Linked DNA regions of Mus musculus: region 2 is linked to region 1. A link is a loop called in an ENCODE intact Hi-C map of the cell type or tissue named here. Cell type or tissue: left cerebral cortex. All regions are shown on one strand. Each heading gives the region's core, and the rest is flanking DNA. Links, peaks and the distances in the headings are about the cores only.

Region 1 (8,324 bases), core at 256-8,255:
TAACTCCAGTTCCAGAAGAGTCACACCCTCTTCCGGCCTCCCTGGGCACCAGGCGTTCATGTGGTGCACAGACATGCATGCAGGCAAAATAGACACATTTTTTTTTTAGAGAAAAAAAAAACCTACATGGAGAAACTCTGTCTTATAAAACAAATAATAATGATAATTAGTGATGATGATGATAATAATAATAATGGGATTGGAGAGATGGTTTGCTGGTTAAAAGTACTTGTTGCGGGGCTGGTGAGATGGCTCAGCGGGTAAGAGCACCTGACTGTTCTTCTGAAGGTCCTGAGTTCAATTCCCAGCAACCACATGGTGGCTCACAACCATCCCTAACAAGATCTGACGCCCTCTTCTGGAGTGTCTGAAGACAGCTACAGTGTACTTACATATAATAAATAAATAAATCTTTAAAAAAAAAAAAAAAAAAGTACTTGTTGCTCCTGCAAAGGTTTGGTTCCTAGAACCACACAATATCTCACAACTTCTATAACTCTAATCCCAGGGAAATCGGACATTCTCTTCTGACATCCGCAGGCACCAGACATGCATTTGATGCACATACATGCAGGCAGGCAAAGCACTCATGCTCATAAAATAAAATTTAAAAATCAGAAAAATAAAAAAGACTATTCCTCACCAAGTGTAGAAGCCATACCTGTAATTTCAGTGCCGGGCAGACTGAGGCAGGAGAATTTTGAGTTCAAGGCCAGCTCGGGCTGCCTAGTGAGACCTTGTGCTGGTTAGTTTGTGTGACTTTGACATACGCTAGAGTATCTGGAAAGAAGGAATCGCAACTGAGGAAATGCCTCCGCTGGATTGAATTCTTGATTGCTGATTGATGTGGGACAGCCCAGCTTACTATGGGCGGTGCTAACCCTAGGCAAATGGTCCTGGTCTTTATACGAAAGCAGGCTGAGCGAGCCATGGGAGCAAACCGGAAAGCAGCACCACAAAGCCCTCCTTTAAGGGGTCCTGGTTATCATCTTAGAATTATGAAGTCTTTTAATGTTTATGTGCATCGGTGTTTTGCCTGCACGTGTGTCTGTGCGAGGGTCACACGACTTGGGACTGGAGTTACAGACAGGTGTGAGCTGCACTGGCTTTCCCAGGCATGCTGGGAATTGAACCCAGGTCCTCTGGAAGAACAGCCAGTGCTCTTAACCACTGAGCCATCTTCCAGCCCTAGAATTATGTTGTTGTTGCTGCTGTTGTTTTTGTTTTCTTTTTTGTTTCTGTTGGTTTGTTTTTCAAGACAGAGTTTCTCTGCACAACTCTGGCTGTCCTGGAACTCACTCTGTAGACCAGAATGAGATCCACCTGCCTCTGCCTCCCAAGTGCTGGGATTAAATGTGTGTGTACCACCACCCCCTTGATGAATTATAAGACTTATTTTAACCCTCAGACAATAACTTCTAGGCTTTTAGAATTGCATCTAGCATCTTAGGTCCTCTGACATCTATGTAGTTCCTGTTCTGTTGGGTGCCCTGGGCTGGATTAAAGGATAGAGACCAGGGCATGATAATAAATACTCCACAGGCTGCTCGGAGCCTGCTCCAGGTCCATAGACCAAAGCTCACAAAGTCTCTGTCAGCCACCAGCCCTAAGACTATTCACTGCATCTGCCTGATCCAGCCCACGTGAAGGCCCTGGTATGCTCCAATGGAGAGAGTTTCCCCTCCATCTTCTATCCTTATTGGTAATACAATGAAGGTCTAGGAACCTTGTTCCCCAAGCTCCTGATATGAGTCACTTCTTATACCAGGCTTCCTGGGAGGGCTGGCATGGCCATCCCTCATCCCAGTCAACTCCCAAGAGCTTGGGTCAGATCTTGTTCATCTAGAATCTCTCTCCTCAGCACCAATGTACCATCTCTTCTAGGATTGCTAGACTATCCCCTGCCCCTTCTCCATATGTGTTAATCCATTGTCCTCTGGGAAGTAAGGACTGTCCTGATGAAATACAGAGAGGTTAGGATGGCTGTTCATTGATGCCCAGCTGAGAGGGCAGAGGCCTGGAGAGGAGTTGAGCAATTGCCCCCATCACTGCGCACCTTGCCCTGATGTATACTGGATAACCTACCAGGCCACTGGACCACCAGTCACGGTAGGCCAATTCCTTCTCCTGGTCATGCCATGCTGTCTTTTTCCACCAGAGCATCTGCTGGGGGTCATGGCTCCTCTATAAACCCAAATCATGACATTCTCAATCTCCAAGTATCTCCTTTTTAGAAGATGGAGAAGAAGGGACATCAAATGGGGTGGGGGGAGGGGTAATGGAGATTTATTCCCAGTGCCCTCAGACACTAGTATCAGATTCCCAGTCTTCTGGACTTGAACATGGAAAGTTCTAGGTCTTCACCCTGGTCCTCTCTTTCTATCAGCCCTGTCTCATAAGTCAGGGCGTCATGATATGACCCTTCCTCCTCTACTCCAGGGTGGGAGATATGGAGGAGGTCCCAGTTGGGTTGATGGCTGAAACCTCCCTCTGGGGGGGTCCAGTGTCACAGTGTCAGTATCACTCTGGACTGGTGACTATCCCTGGACTCTAGATCCACCCCAGCCCCAGGTCTGTGTCTAGCTAGTCCTTGGCCTTGCCAGATCCTCTATTGTAGCCTCAGTTTGTCTGCCAGTGCAATGGATGCTTGGCCCCCGTGGGCGTTGACCATTGGTGTTCTAATGTGATGGCACTGGTGGGACCCTGTCATTCCCTGAGCCAGGTATCCTGGTGAGGGTCAGGGGTGGGGAAGAGGTTTAGCCACAGGACCCAGGCAGGATTTGGGGGGTGGGAGAAGAAAAGGGGTGCTGGGAGGGGGCATTCTGGAGAAGCCGCTGAGCAGACCTTGGAAATTCTTTTTTTTTTTAAAGATTTCATTTTTTTTCCTGTGTGTGGGTGTTTTGTTTGCATGTAGATCTTTGCACCATGCATGTTCAGTACCTGACAAGACCAGAAGAGGGTGTCAGAGCTCCTGGGACTGGGATTACAGGTAGTAAGTAGTGAGAGGCCATACGTGTGCTAAGAATCAAACCCAGGTCCTCTGGAAGAGCAGCTCTTAATGGCTGAGCCAACTCCCCAGCGTTCTGGCACATTCTAAAGACTGACCAGTCCACCCCTATCCCTGATGATGATATTGGAGGCACTAAGTTCCTAGGAGCCAGACTGGGCTGGCCGCCCTGGTTTATATAGCCCTACTGTAGTACGGCCTTCAGCACTTGGAGGGCCTCAGAGAAATTGTCCATCATTCTGAAAGCCTGCTGCTGCAGGATCAGGCCAAGGCTAGTGGGTGCCTGTCTGTCCTGTGCTGCTGCTGCTGGGTCAGGAGACAATGGGAAGAACAACACACTGAGCCCTTCCCTTCACTGTCACCATTGAGAGCTAAAAGGACATGTGCCTCGGCCTCTCGTCCATCCCCCAACACTGCAGCCAGAAGCACCAGAGGGCTGATCCCAGGTTGGGTGAGCACTTTTTTCCTCTCAACATTGTTCCCATCTTTGTGCATTTCCTGTAGGCCCTAACCACTCCCGACCTGAACTGCACACTCCAGAGACATAGGTGGCAGTGACCTCCTCCTGGGGGGGGGTGTGTGTCATAACCAGGCCTCCCAGTGACGGTACCCCATCCCTACGGGTGCCCATCATGTGGGTGCCTGAGGTCCTGTGGGCCATTGTGGCTCTGATTGTCAGTGACCCTGTAGGTTCCCAATTCTGTGAGTTCTTGGTACTGTGGGTGTCTGTGCCTTTGTGGGTGTCTATATCCCTGTGTATTCTTGAGACCCTGTGGGTGTCTGGCCCTGTGTGGGGGGATGATGGTGATCATGTGTCTGGTTCTGGGTGGATGATGGCCCTGTAGCCTTCAAAGTCCTGACCAAACTGCCATATGTCCTCATAGCCACCAGGGGGCAGAAGAGGGTGCAGGCCCACCTTCCAAGAGGACCTGTCTTCCCTTGTAGAGCCAGAGCTTTGTGTAGGCAAGAGAGGTGGGGGCTGCTGAGCAAGGGAGGCTGAACAAGGTCACTCCAGGCCAGCAGAGAAATCTTGGCTTGGATCCTGCCTCTGCTGCTACCTCCCACATGACTTCACCAGCCCGGCCCTCATCTGAACATGCAGCAAGCACTGGGCCCACTTCAGGCATCGCCTCCAACGCGGAAATTAACTTCCTGCCCAGAGAGGCTGCGCCCACACAGCTGCAGGTCTGGGCCGCCAGACCTGGGGCGCTCTGGAGTCCAGTTGAGGCCTCTCCTGCCCTCCTCCTGTCTGCAGATGGGGAAATTGAGACCCAGCCAGGGAAGGGGGTGGGGGATGGGGGGCTTGGATAACATTGCACAATAAATTCAAATCGGGGACAGGGCCAGCTGGGCCTGCAGACACTAGGCCTGAGTGCTTCACAGAGTCATCTTCTAGCCCGTGTCCCAATCCCACCAAGCACTGAAGTTGTGCTGCTATTGAGTCCTGAAGGTCTTCCTGTGCCAACCCCAGGTGCCAGGCACTGCGGCCACCAGCCTCAGAAGTGAGAAGTTTCATATTGTTTTCCAAGCCTGAGGTGTGGGTGCTTCTGGACTATGTGGGGACTGGGGACCTCATCACCAGTGCCGGGCCTGGCAGGCACAGGGCAGGAGTGAGGAATCAAGCCTCTTCAGTACTTTCCTGGCATACCGCAGCTTCTCTCTGTAGCTTTCTCTGCAGCTTCTCTCTCTCCCAGGATATAGAGCGGATAGTGGATAACCCAGCAGTCGTCCTCTGGGCGAGCATCCACCCAGCTCCTTAACAGAAGCTTAACAGTCAGAGAGACTCCTCAGACCCAAGAGGGTGAACCAGGAGGCTTTCCTTGTCCCTCAGAGTGTCAAACAGGAGTAGCTGTGGATTCTTTCTGGGGCTCTGAGTGTAGCCGGCCCCTCCCCCCTCAGGCCTTAGTTTCCCCTTGGTTGAGGCTACAGGCTCAGCCCAGGACTAGGATAGTCTCAGCTCAAGGCTGGGTGACGAATGAAGGTCTGGAGTCTAGGGCCTGGTCTTCCTTTCAGCCACCAAAAAGGGCTCATTTTGTGCCTTGGGCAGGTCGCCCAGGCAAGGAGGCCACTGGCGGCCATTCTCCAGGACCTCCTCCCGTCTGCAAGAAGCATTACCTCATCGGGAAGCCATTCCGGAAAAGAGCTGCAAGAGTTCCATGAGTGGGGATGAAGAGGGCTTTCCAAGAGCCTCCTGGCCACCCAGGAGCCCAGCCAGGGTGGACAGCACATCCCAGTTTCTGTCCAGTGACCGCTACAGGGAGGTGACAAGACTGAATTGGACTGAGCAGATAGGAGGAACGGTCCTGCCTGAAGCCAGCAGCTTCCGGGAGGGCAGAGCAGATATTTCAAGAGCTGGAACAAAATGGCCAGACGTGAGGGAGGCCGGAGAAATGAAGGGCAGAGTTGCCAAGCCCTGACCCTCTCCAGCCCATGTCCCCTCCTGCAAAATACAGAAGCATTAGGCACACTGAGATGTACCCTGCTGTCAAATGGCACCCGTCCAGAAGCATTGGGCTTCTCGATGACTTGATCAGCCACATGATCGGGAAACTGTAAGGACAGCTTGGGGTGGGGGGATGCACTAAAGGTGACCAGGAGAGCTCCCTAGCCGTTGACCCAGTGACAGTATTAGAGAGCACTCTTGGAGCCTTGATTTTCTCATCTGGAGAATGGAGCAATTAAGCTTCCCGTCCAAAAGACGTCTGAGAACACAGGCACTGACAAACTGGTGCTTTTGGGGCCACATCGGTGGGTCCTCCCCTGCCTGGGCCAGGGGACCCCTCCTAAGATGAGCACACACTTCTCACCTTGCCCCAGAGGGAGTGAAACGCTGTCCTCCAACTCCACCCACCCAACCACAGAGTTGCCCGGGCTCACTATCTTTTCCCAAATCCTACCTGGAGAATATCCATGCACCCTGAAAATAAATAGAGAAGAAACTGGCCCTGTCCGGATTACACTGAGACCCATTGAGGGAGCCTGTGGACACAGGTCCAAGGTCAGGCCCATCACATGCGGAGCTGTTCTGGCTACTTATTAGAGAAAAACCTAGGACACACCAGCAGGCAGGAAGTGTCGTTGGGGACAAGAATTAGATGTTTTGAGCCTGGGGCGTCAGACTGATCTTATTGAATGATTGGAGATTCCAAAAGGACAGGAGAAAACCAGAGGCTGGGCAGAAGGCTTTTTGTTTGTTTGTTTCATTGATTGATTTTTGTCTGCATTTATATCTGTGCATCATGGATGTGCAGTGTCCATAGTGACCAGAAGAGGGCACCAGATACCCTGGAACTGAGGCAAAGGCAATTGTGAGCTAGCACATAGGGGCTGAGAATTGAACCTGGGTCCTCTGGAACAACTCGTAACTGTCGCTCCATCTCTCCAGCCCCCCAGCAGTTTTAAGACAGCTGAGGAGCTCTTGAGGGAGCCCACACCCTTCCTCCTGTGCACAGAAAGTCCTGCCAGAGCAGGGCAGAGGTGCTAGGTAAAGGGCTTCCCTGCAGGCAGCAAGCAGACAACCGCCTGGGTGTTAAGGATGGCCGAGCTGACCCCAGGATCTGTGTGACCCCAGGGCCCCTGAAACCCTTGGCTGTCTCTGCACCCAGCCTAGCTAGTGAGGGGGCGGGACAGGGGCAGCTGGTACAGGGCCAGTACAGCAGGAGGTCTGAAGAGACTGAGAAAGCAACTGGGCAGAGAGCGGGGCTGGGCAAGACAGGTGGCCTGTGCTGTTTCCATGGCTCCCGGGCTCTGCCTGCCCAGCTCAGCCTGGGAAAAACAAGCTGGGCACAGAGCAAACAGTGCCTGTGGCCACTAGGACAAAGGCAGGGCTGTTTAGGTGCTTGCGGCAGCCAAAGGGCCTCCTTGGCGGAACATCGGTTTAGACTAGGCCAGTCAGGGTTGAGCTGCCACACCCTGCAGTGTCCGGGCTCTTAACCTCTGGGGTGCAAGCTGGTACTGTGGCTGGAGGCTGGAGGAGGGGGGAAGGAAGAGGGTCAGCAGCACCCTAGATATGTACTCTGGCATCATGGTCTCTCATCTGGGTTTTCAGGGCACTAAGAACAGCAGGATGCCCGTCTAAGTCCCTGGGCAAGCAGCCCCACAGCAACCCAAGAGTCCCTCCACCACCCCCAGGGGCGTCGCAGAGAGTGTGGGAAATGCACTTTTTGCTGCCACTGGGACAGATGCAGCTTTGGCCACAAGCCAACTGAGCTGGAAGTGCCAGCCAGAGTGCTAGAGAACAGGCCTGACCCTGAGCTGGAAGGAAGCACCCTTCGCCAAGACAGCACTCCCAACATCCTGTAGTACTGTACCCCGGCTGCCCTCAGATAGACATTCTGCACTGGCTAGAGCGCCATTCTTCTGACGGCTTGAATCCCCTCCCACAAGAGAGCCCAGCTTGTATGTGGACACCTGTGCTTCGGGGGCCAGCTTGTAGGAAGACGGGGACAAGTAGGGACTCATTCACAGAAGGGTCTCAGCAGCAGGCTGGTTTATGAGTAACTAAGGCCTTCCTGGGATACAGAGAGGCTGACCCTATGTCATCTCATTTCAGCAGGGAACATGTAGCCAAATGACACTCAGGCCAGTTGAGTGTGGAAGATATACAAAGGGTTAGGGACTGGACTGGGCCCTTTTAAAAAGGGGTCTATATTTGAGGAGCAAGGGGGCATCAGACAGCAGCCCTCGGAGTTCACAGGCCCCACAGAAGACCCTTTCTGCCCCTGGCTTGTGCCCCCACAGGCTCCAAGATTCAAGAACTTCTGGCACCTTCCTCACTCGAGGCTAGACTACCTTCTAGCAGGATCGCTGCAGCTGCCACTGGTGCTCTTATAACCCCAGTCCTAGTGTGACCGAGAAAGCCAATGCTTAATGATTTGCTGCGTGGAGATATGGCCTGCGATTGGAACCGGGGCCAGGAGCAGAAGGATGGATGCTGGGGTGGACACTGTAGAACGAACCTTCCATGATGACCCAGAGTTGTCTTCAGCCTGCCAGAGTGAACCCTAGTCACATCAGTCACTGGGCAGGTCTGATACAGGGACCATGGCCTGGTGCCTAGGCCAGCTTCTGCAGCCAGAGGCCCACCCGGCAGTGTCCAGTCAGGACAAGGGTTGGGAGGCTCACGGTCTTCTGCTGGGACTCTTCTTTCTGCCCAGGTCAGTCTAGGGTTTCCCCAGGTTGGGACTCACCTTTCCACCTGCCCAGTTGCTTTGGCCGCTAGATTTGTCACCTTGATTTCGCTGTTCCGGGGCAGAGGACAGGCGGGGTGCAGGGAATGCGTGCTCATTCCAGCGCACGTGGAATAAGCGTGCTGACG
Region 2 (8,324 bases), core at 272-8,271, 80 kb after region 1:
GTGATCCCTGTCTCGCTCCCCAACTCCCCCCACTTTACAAGTACCAGCAGGCCTGAGGCACACAGAGCATCCACATGGCTGGCATGACTAATGCAGATATCTTCAGGAAGGCCAGGCTCCCACTGAGATGCCCGTGGGCCTACTCCCTTTGGAGGAGGCTTGGGTCGTGGGTTGAGAGCACCTGAGGAATCCAGGAGACTTCCTGGAGGTGGTGGACCGACAGCCCTGGGCTCTTCCCTAAAGCTGACCACCATAGCTATGGCTGCAGGGCCCTGCGCCCAGTCTTACTCCTGCCACGTCCCAGGGCTCCCTGCCAGGCGCCACCCCCACCCCCCCACCCCCACCAGCCCTGAACAGGCCACATCTGCTGCAGCAGCCACGCCAGAGCTCCACCTCCTATCCTGTCCCCATGGAAACCAAAGTCAGGGGGGGGGAGTTAGCCACTGACTGGTTTCCATTAGAGCAGCCTGCTTTTCTGGAGCCCTGCCCCTGAGCTTCTAGGCCTCCCCAGAGACTTCCTCCTGCATTTGCTGAGCACCACTCAGTCTGTGCCAGGGAGCTCAAGGGTCCCAGCCCTGCCCACACTAGCCAGCTTACATCAGGGAAGTATCAGGTGGGTTCAGGGCCCAGCCAATCACTAGGGATGCTTTGGGCCAGTTATGGTGTTGGGACTGACCGAAAACCACCACCACACAGATTTTGTGTCTTAAAGAAGCTATGTGCCCAAGTCAGTCCTGCCTGGATTCCAGAACTCCCACCCAATCGTAGAACCTATGGGACCTTAGACCCCTTTTTCCAGTCTCTGGGCCTCGGTTTACCCATCCTCAACATGAGAGGGTTAGCAGGTTTCTATGTCCCTTGTAGTAGTATTTAAGTAGGGAGGGTGGGAAAGGAAGAAAGAAGAAAGAAAAAACGGAGCCACAGCAGTGTGAGCTCCTCTGGGCTCCCAGGCTGCGGTTTTGTTTGCTTTCAGAGAAGGGGGTTTTGAAGGAATCTTGGTTGTGGAATGTGTCTGAGACGGTGGTTGGAGAGGCCGCACACAAGCCAGCCAGAGCCCTTAGCATCTGTTTGGCACCCAGTGACCTAGCTATGAATGCAGCGACAGGAAGCTCCAGGCCTGCCAGAGGGCTCTGCAAACGACCAAAGAGGTTTCCAGAGGTCAGAAACCTAGGCCTAGGATGAGATCCTACTTAAAAAAAACAAAAAACAAAAAAAAACAAAACAAAAAAAAACCTCCCGTGTGTTCATCCCTAGGGAGGCCTGGGAAAGGGATACATACATGGTGGCTTTGCAAAGTTCACCTGAGGGCTATATGTGTCTGTGGCAGCTTCAACCTGGCCTTTACGCGGGTGGCATGGTAGTGCACCACCCTCCTCCTTCATGGAATCAGGAAGAGAATATGGATGTATGCGCTGGCACTGACACTGGCACTGGCTCTGGGGGCGGGGAGCACCTTTTGAGCAGCCTCCAAATGGGAAGCCGCTTGCATTGCCTTCAGTGCCTCACTGTTTGCATCTGCAAAATGGGGACAGCGACCCAGACTCGGTGTGAAAGCTAGAGGAAAAGAGGGGCCAGAGCTGGATACATGCAGCAGGTAGGATCTAAGTGGGACCAGCATGGGGACCTCATGAACCAAACAGGCCCCGCATCCCAGTTGCTGCTGCATTCTAGTTGCTGCTGCCCAGGTACTGAGGCACCTGTCTTCACATTTTCTCTGATTCGTTCCTGATTCAAGTGCCGTGGCGGTCTCCTACCCCTAGGTCTCTCAGGCTCACTGCCCATCCCTCTGTCAGGGAAAGTAGGGCATGAAGATTCTGTCTCTGTGACTCCAAGGCTGGGTGTGGTAACATTTTTTAGCTTTCCTTCCCAGCTGGGGAGGAAACTTCGATGAGGACGGATCCTCTTCTGATAGCTACTGTGCAACATGCAAACACACCACCTCGTAGCTGTAGGCCGAGGGAGCTGGGTAGAGCAGAGTGCTGGGCCTGGTCCGGCTTGATTTAGACATCCAGGAGACTGGGAAAGCATAGGAAATGAAGGAAATCTCCCCAGGGAAGGGAGAGACGAGATAGAGGAGCTTAAGTACCCAGATAATTATAAAGCATAGCCTGATGATTTACCGCCAGGCCGACTGGCTCCTCTGACTGCCCCTACCACCTGTCCTCTGCCCCCCCCCCCATATGCCCTAGAGGCCAGCAGTGGGGAAAGCAGAGAAGCAGTGGGCATGGCCCCACGCCCAGCCTTTATGTTGTTTCCTAGAGTTGGGCTCCAAGTAGGCTCTGGGCAGGAGTCACCGTGAAGGGGACCAGGCTTTATTGTGCTGGGCTCAGACATCTGACCCTACCCAGCTCTGTTGTCTAGACCAAAGAAAAGGGGCTATGAGATCAGGCACTTACAGAATATCCCTTAGCCTGTACCCTGTTCGCAGCTGCAGGGACCTTAGTGGACAGAGCCAAAAAGCCTGACCTTCCCACCTAAAAGAGGGTTCTCGTCACAATCTCCGTTGTGAGACATTTATTGTTGTTTGTTTTGAAACAGGGTCTCACAGTGTAGCCTCAGCTAGCCTGGAACTTGCTGTGTAGACCAGGTAGGCCTTGAACTCACAGAGACCCACCTGCTTCTGCTCCTGGAGTCCTGGAATTAAAGGTGTATGCTACCACACCCTGTTAGTGGAACCCCCGACAAGCCTTATGTCTCCACGCTCTTTTATTTTATTAGGATTCCTTGTCACCACCTAGAAGCGCCCCCCTAGCCTTCTGCTCAGCTCCTACACTGTGGGCTTACAACCCTGATGGTCCTTTCACCAGTGTCTACACTGAGAGCTCCTGGCGCAGGATGGCTATAACCACGTATGGCTCCTCACAAGCTGGCTCAGGTGTATTTTAGGGAAACACTCTGAGAGCGAAGGCACTGGAGGGAAGGTCCCCTATGCCTCCGTGTATGGATCTCTCCCATGGACTCGCTCCAGTATCATGAGCACAGAACCACAGGCCTGAGAGTTCCTGAGAGGACAGTCCCACTGCAGCAACCTTGTCTCCCATCTTTGTGTTTGCCATTCACCTTCTGGAGTCTGTGATCGACATATTTAATATGATTTTGTCCAGTGAAGTGGGTGTACTGTCACTTGATCATAGCTATATAACAGGTGTGCCCCTGAACTCATTGTTGACCAGTAGGGAAGAGCTGTACACCCAGGGACCCATTCCTTATCAACCTTGGCCCCCACCTTCTCTGTCTCCCTCACTTTAACTCTGATGTCAGTGGGTCCCTGGAAGGTTCCAGATTCCAGGTTTGAGGCAGCTGTCTTGTAAGCATTCCTTGGCTTCAACCTGGGACCCTGCTTCTGAAGTCTCCCTAGAGACCAGGAGGACTCACGCACAACGTTGCAGGTATCTGTTGTCTAGTGAGAAACTAGGAGCCAACCACCCACTTCCCCAGGCCTGATGCTTCAGCTCTGTGGCCAAACGCAGGCAGTGCCCAACACAGCCCAGCAGGCTTCTGGCACATGGGAACCACTATGGTGTGGGGACAGACGGACACATGCACACATGTGCACACGAAGAGCTGGGTTGTATGCCGGGCCAGACAGAGGGCTATTGGCTTCTGCTTGCTTTTTCCCTCTGGGCCTCAGATTTCTGACTCATGAATGTTGTTCCTTTTGCACTGGAAGGAAAATATTGAAGTGATACAATTAACCATCTGCCCAGAGATAAACTGACCCCGCCTAAATTAACCACTACATGTTTGTCCTCAAAACAGAGGCATTGCCAAAACGTGCGTGAAGTAGCACCGTCCACCAGCAGGCAGCCAGGCTCTTAACAGAAGCAGAGACAATTTGCGGGCACCATAGGGGCTCTATACGAGGACAGGATCCCCCTTGTCTAGATAGCTGATGACCACAGCAGTGGTGTCAGTTTAGGGCAGGACTCACATGTGCTGGGATGTTCTAAGTCCTTTATCTGAAAACAACACCTAAAATGAAGCCAGGACTGACTGTTATGTCGCAGACACTGGCATCTTTTGTGAACCTTACCTAAGCATCCCAGGTAGGTATGCAGATGGCTTTGTATCTGGTGGTGGCTTGATCTGTAGAATCCACTGGACACTAGTGGGAGTGAGCGGTTGCCTGTGGGGCACTCCACCGAAAGATGCTGGCGGGGGGATGGGAAGCACATATCCAATTTGCTTTATAATCTGCCTATATAGTCCATGGGTGTAGCAGGTTTAAATGACCTTCTTAATATACCAAAGTATATTGTATGTACTGGCTCAGAGTAAACAGGTTCCTGAAGGCCATGCAGCCTGGAAGATTCCGTTCGGCTCCTTGGCTTTGGATGGAGCCCAAGCTCTCTCCCAGGGACAGTTGTTCTGCCAGCCTAGATGGATATCATGACCCCTCTGAATCCTGTGTACGCCTAATTGTGGTTGTGAGCCCAGGTAGGAATGAGGTTGAGGTAGGACTGGGCCAGACCACCAGGACCTTCTGCCTGGTGCTTGGTCTGACAGATTCAGCACTAACTTTGATGGCCCATGAACCATTAACAAATGTGGCCCTGCCACACAGAACATAAACGTTAAGGGACAGAGGGACAGCTTTGGGAGGGTCATCAGCCTGAGAGAGAGTAGTGTACCTCTGTGATTTATTCAGAGGTCCTTATTGGCAGATAGTGTAACATTTGGGGAACACCCCTGTCCTTGGCTTTGCAGTTCCACAACTGCCACAGGCAGAGTAGGTGAAAAGACACAGGAGCAATTGAATGACAAGAGGAAGTCTGTGAGCACATGTATGAAGTTGGAGGGAACTGGGCAAATCTAGGGTCCCCCTTGAGCAGCCATAAGAACTTTCCCACTGTGCCCATCCAGGTGCATTTCCGTGTTACTCAGGGTGGAGCCAGGTCCCTTAGAGCTACCCTTGTGCTGTAGGCAGGAGCTCTGTACTGTCAGCGTGGGAACTACATGCCTTCATGGGTCCATAGTAGGCCCGAGGTATCTTGTGTAGCCTCAGCCACTGCTCCTATAAGATGGTGCTCAGCCCCCCCCCCCCGTATCCCACCCCCCCCCGCCCCTGTCAAGTTCTGGTCAACATTTCTATTTCCCATGGCTGATTTTTTTTCATTCTGTATCACTTGTCCCTGTATGTGAAGCCTAGAATTTCTAAGTTTGGACAGAGACCTTGTTTAGAGACGTGAAATTATGCTATTTAATAAAAAAGATGGGTGGGGGTTTCTTCTGCTGGCTCTGTAGGCACCCCAGCACCTTTTTTTGTGAAAGCGCCTCTCTTGGAGCCAAGCAGGTCAGGCTTTACTGGGTTTCAATGCCGCTGAGGGTTCTCTCCTAGGGAGGCAGTTCCATGTTCCCCTGGTGAGGCTAGGTTAGCCAGGCTGCAGTAGCTGTGAGCAGCAGTCAGCTGTTCCAAGATCGTTAAACCGGGGACTCTGTGCACTGTGGGCCCAGAAGTAGAAAGGAGAGATGGAAGAGGTCTAGCTGTCAGGTAAGGAAAGGTGTGGCCACAGGACAGTCTCTTAAGAAATACGATCAGAAACTTGGACTTAGAGCCCCAGGCTCATCCCTCCTGTCCCCTATCTTCTCTGGGAAGCTTTCTAGCCCTGTGTGGATGAAGAACAGCATCCAGGTCCCAGTTTTGCCTGCAGATACTACAGTTTCTGGAGATGGAGAGAGGCAAGCTGTGCCTGGTGGGTCTCAGGGTCCAGCACATTCAAAGGCGGAGCCCTCAGCAAGTCCCTCTGGTCTCAAGGTCTCGAGTTTGAAGAAAAAAAAAATCACTCTCTGGAGATAATGCTATAAGCAGTGACGTGACAGACCTTGTTGCTTTTGGCTTGTCCGTGAGCGAGTAGCCCCTCGTCCTATAGCGACTAGTTCTGGAGAAGGCCCTAATTCTAAGAGGATATCCCGAGTCTTCTTACAACCGGGGTTCATGGACACGTGGATGCCGGCAGCACAGTGGGCGCAAGAGGGCAGGAAAGAAGCAGGTAGTTCTTCCCAGGGCCAAAGCACCCAAGGCAGATAGGGAGGAGGGTGAGAAGTCTGGGAGTCATTCTGGCCAGGGCCGACTCCTGGCTTTGGTTTCCTGCTGTCAGTCTTGGCTTGTCCCCCTTCTTGGCTCTTAATGACTACGGAACTTACTCCTTGGTAGTGACCCAGGGTCCTGTTTGTACTTCATAAACCTCAGTTATCCAGTCCTGTTCCCAGAGTAAGGCAGGTGATGGGATGCTGATGGGTGGCAGGCCCTGCCAGGCCCAGGATGTGTGTATGCTAGTTGAAGGACACTCTTGCCTCAACGTTCTCAGGTCTATAGGGTCAGTGCAGGCATTGTGAGGTGAGGTGGGGGGACCCCCTAGTCTGAGGCAGTACAGGCAGGGGTGATCTATGGTAGCAGAAGGACATTCTGGCCACAGGGAACTATGGGTGCCCTAATGGGGCTGGAGGGAAGGGAGGGTCTTACCAGGCACCAGCAACCAAGCCCTATGATCCCTTCCTTCCTCTTGTCACAGAGGGACTCTAAGACTCTGGGCTGCCTAGGAGCCATGGCAGGGAGTTGGTTTAGGATGTGGGTCCTGGCAGGTCAGAACTGGTTAAAGCCAGGCATGGCATTCAGTGTTCCCAGTCTCTTGTGACTCAAAACTCCAGGTGCCAAGGTCCCGGTAGATAGTATATGGCTCTGGGAGTGACTGAGGAAGGGAAGGCCACACTATCCCCGACCCTTCTCTGCATCCGAGCCACATGACCTGCCAAGTTGACACCTGTGTTTTGATTTCCTTATGTCTTGCAGAACCTGGATGCTCCTAAGGACCCCCCAGGAAAGTAAGCACCTGGCATGTGTATCAGAAGACCCCCTATGGCCTCACACACAGGTAGCTGTCTGCCCCACTTGGGCAGAGAAGGGCTCACTCCATCAGACACAGACCCAGAGACGATTGTGTGCTGGCAAACAGGAGGCCACCCAGAGTTGCTCTTTCAGAGAAGCCAGGGCCAGTCCTGTCCTCAGAGGCTCTACCTGGTGCCAGATCTACCCTACCCTCAGCTCCTAAGGGGCTCAGCCTGGCCTCCAACCAGGGAGAGAGATCCTTGCCCAGGACAGGGCAGGAGATAGGGCCAAGGATTCTGGGTCCCTGCTCCAGCCCCACCTTCTGCCCTGTAGGCTAAGGTGGCCTGAGTCGTCCTCTTGAAGTAGATGGAATCCAGCAGGGACAGATTTGCTCTGAGACAGCCTCTTGCAGCCCAGGCACACAGTAGGTACCCCTAGCACACAGTAGGTACCCCTGCCCTATCCTCCAGCCCCTTGCACTTGCCATTCATCCAGATGGGCTATGTCAGTTTTTAAGCATCAGTATACTCATCCACAAAATGGCCAGGGATACCTGCTGGTGGAGATCAGGGGGCTGTAGAGTGACCCCCTAGAACACTTGTACATTGGGGTGAAGACGCCAGAGAGCTGGTAAACAGTACATGCACTGAGGTGGCACACGGTGCTGTCACCACTTTCTCTAGCCTTCCCCCAGCCAGCTTCAACAGGCTCAGAACCAGCTGTCCATCACTCAGAGTCATCCCATTGGAGTCTACGCACGTTGGTGCTACTAGAGGTGGTAGGTTAAGGCATTGTGTCTGCTTCTGTCCAGTGGGTGGGACTGTGCTGGCTTCTCTCATGCTATGGCTAAGAAGGGCCCTGTATGGAGGAGCCCAGACCTGTGGGGCTCTGCAGCTTCAAGATAGTTTCAAGGAGAATACACAAGAGGCCCTGTCAACTGGGATGACCTAGCCACTTGGAGGCCTGGCCCCTGCCATACATCACTTAGATAAGGTAGTGCATCCATTCTTCCCTTGGCAGGATGCCTCCCAGGCTCAGTTCCAGTCTGGCACATTCAAGGGGTGCAGTTCCAACATTGACAACTAAACCTCAGAGCCCCAAACTTCCCATGGTTCCCCAATCTAAGCTCGTGACTTAAAGACCTCATGGCCCAGTGTCTCCAGGCCATAGATGATGAACTAGTCTCCTGGCCTTGAGCTACTGTGAGTTCCAGGTGGCTCCTAAGATGTGCCTGGGGCCTTTTGAGGGGCTCTCCAGTTGGGATTCACAGGAAACAATAGAAATGCAAGAAAAGGGCTCATAGATGCACCCCAGCACCTAATTAGTGTTGCTTCTTCTCTAGGCACCGGCTTCTTCTTGACAACTTCCCTGGGTGACTCTTAGAACTCAATGGCCACGTCCAGCTCAGGTCAGTGCAACATTTTGGTTGTTTATAGAACTCAGGGCCACCTACCCCAGCCCTCCTGGATACTGCTATGGGTCCATGTAGCCATGCAGG

What was found. A loop is a pair of places that touch in the nucleus more often than their neighbours do. Peaks named below come from ENCODE experiments on the same cell type or tissue, not always from the same donor. Only the 100,000 strongest peaks of a DNase experiment are listed, where the experiment ranks them.
Region 2: it touches region 1 in a loop (2.7-fold over the local background); 12 of 42 quality-filtered maps call a loop at or near these places.

Annotation. Positions count from the first base shown.
Region 1 is chr15:85,606,834-85,615,157 of GRCm38, forward strand. No RefSeq gene overlaps it. Among named protein-coding and RNA genes, the nearest start is that of D130051D11Rik, 24 kb to the right of the region's middle. In left cerebral cortex, for the core only: CTCF peaks have their summits at 2,963 (motif pointing right), 3,894 (motif pointing right) and 6,275 (motif pointing right); DNase peaks (open chromatin) are centred at 3,002, 4,019, 4,597, 4,778 and 5 more places; H3K27ac peaks cover 4,069 bases.
Region 2 is chr15:85,686,747-85,695,070 of GRCm38, forward strand. No RefSeq gene overlaps it. Among named protein-coding and RNA genes, the nearest start is that of Lncppara, 13 kb to the right of the region's middle. In left cerebral cortex, for the core only: a CTCF peak has its summit at 3,506; DNase peaks (open chromatin) are centred at 383, 1,033, 1,498, 1,825 and 1 more place; H3K27ac peaks cover 2,918 bases.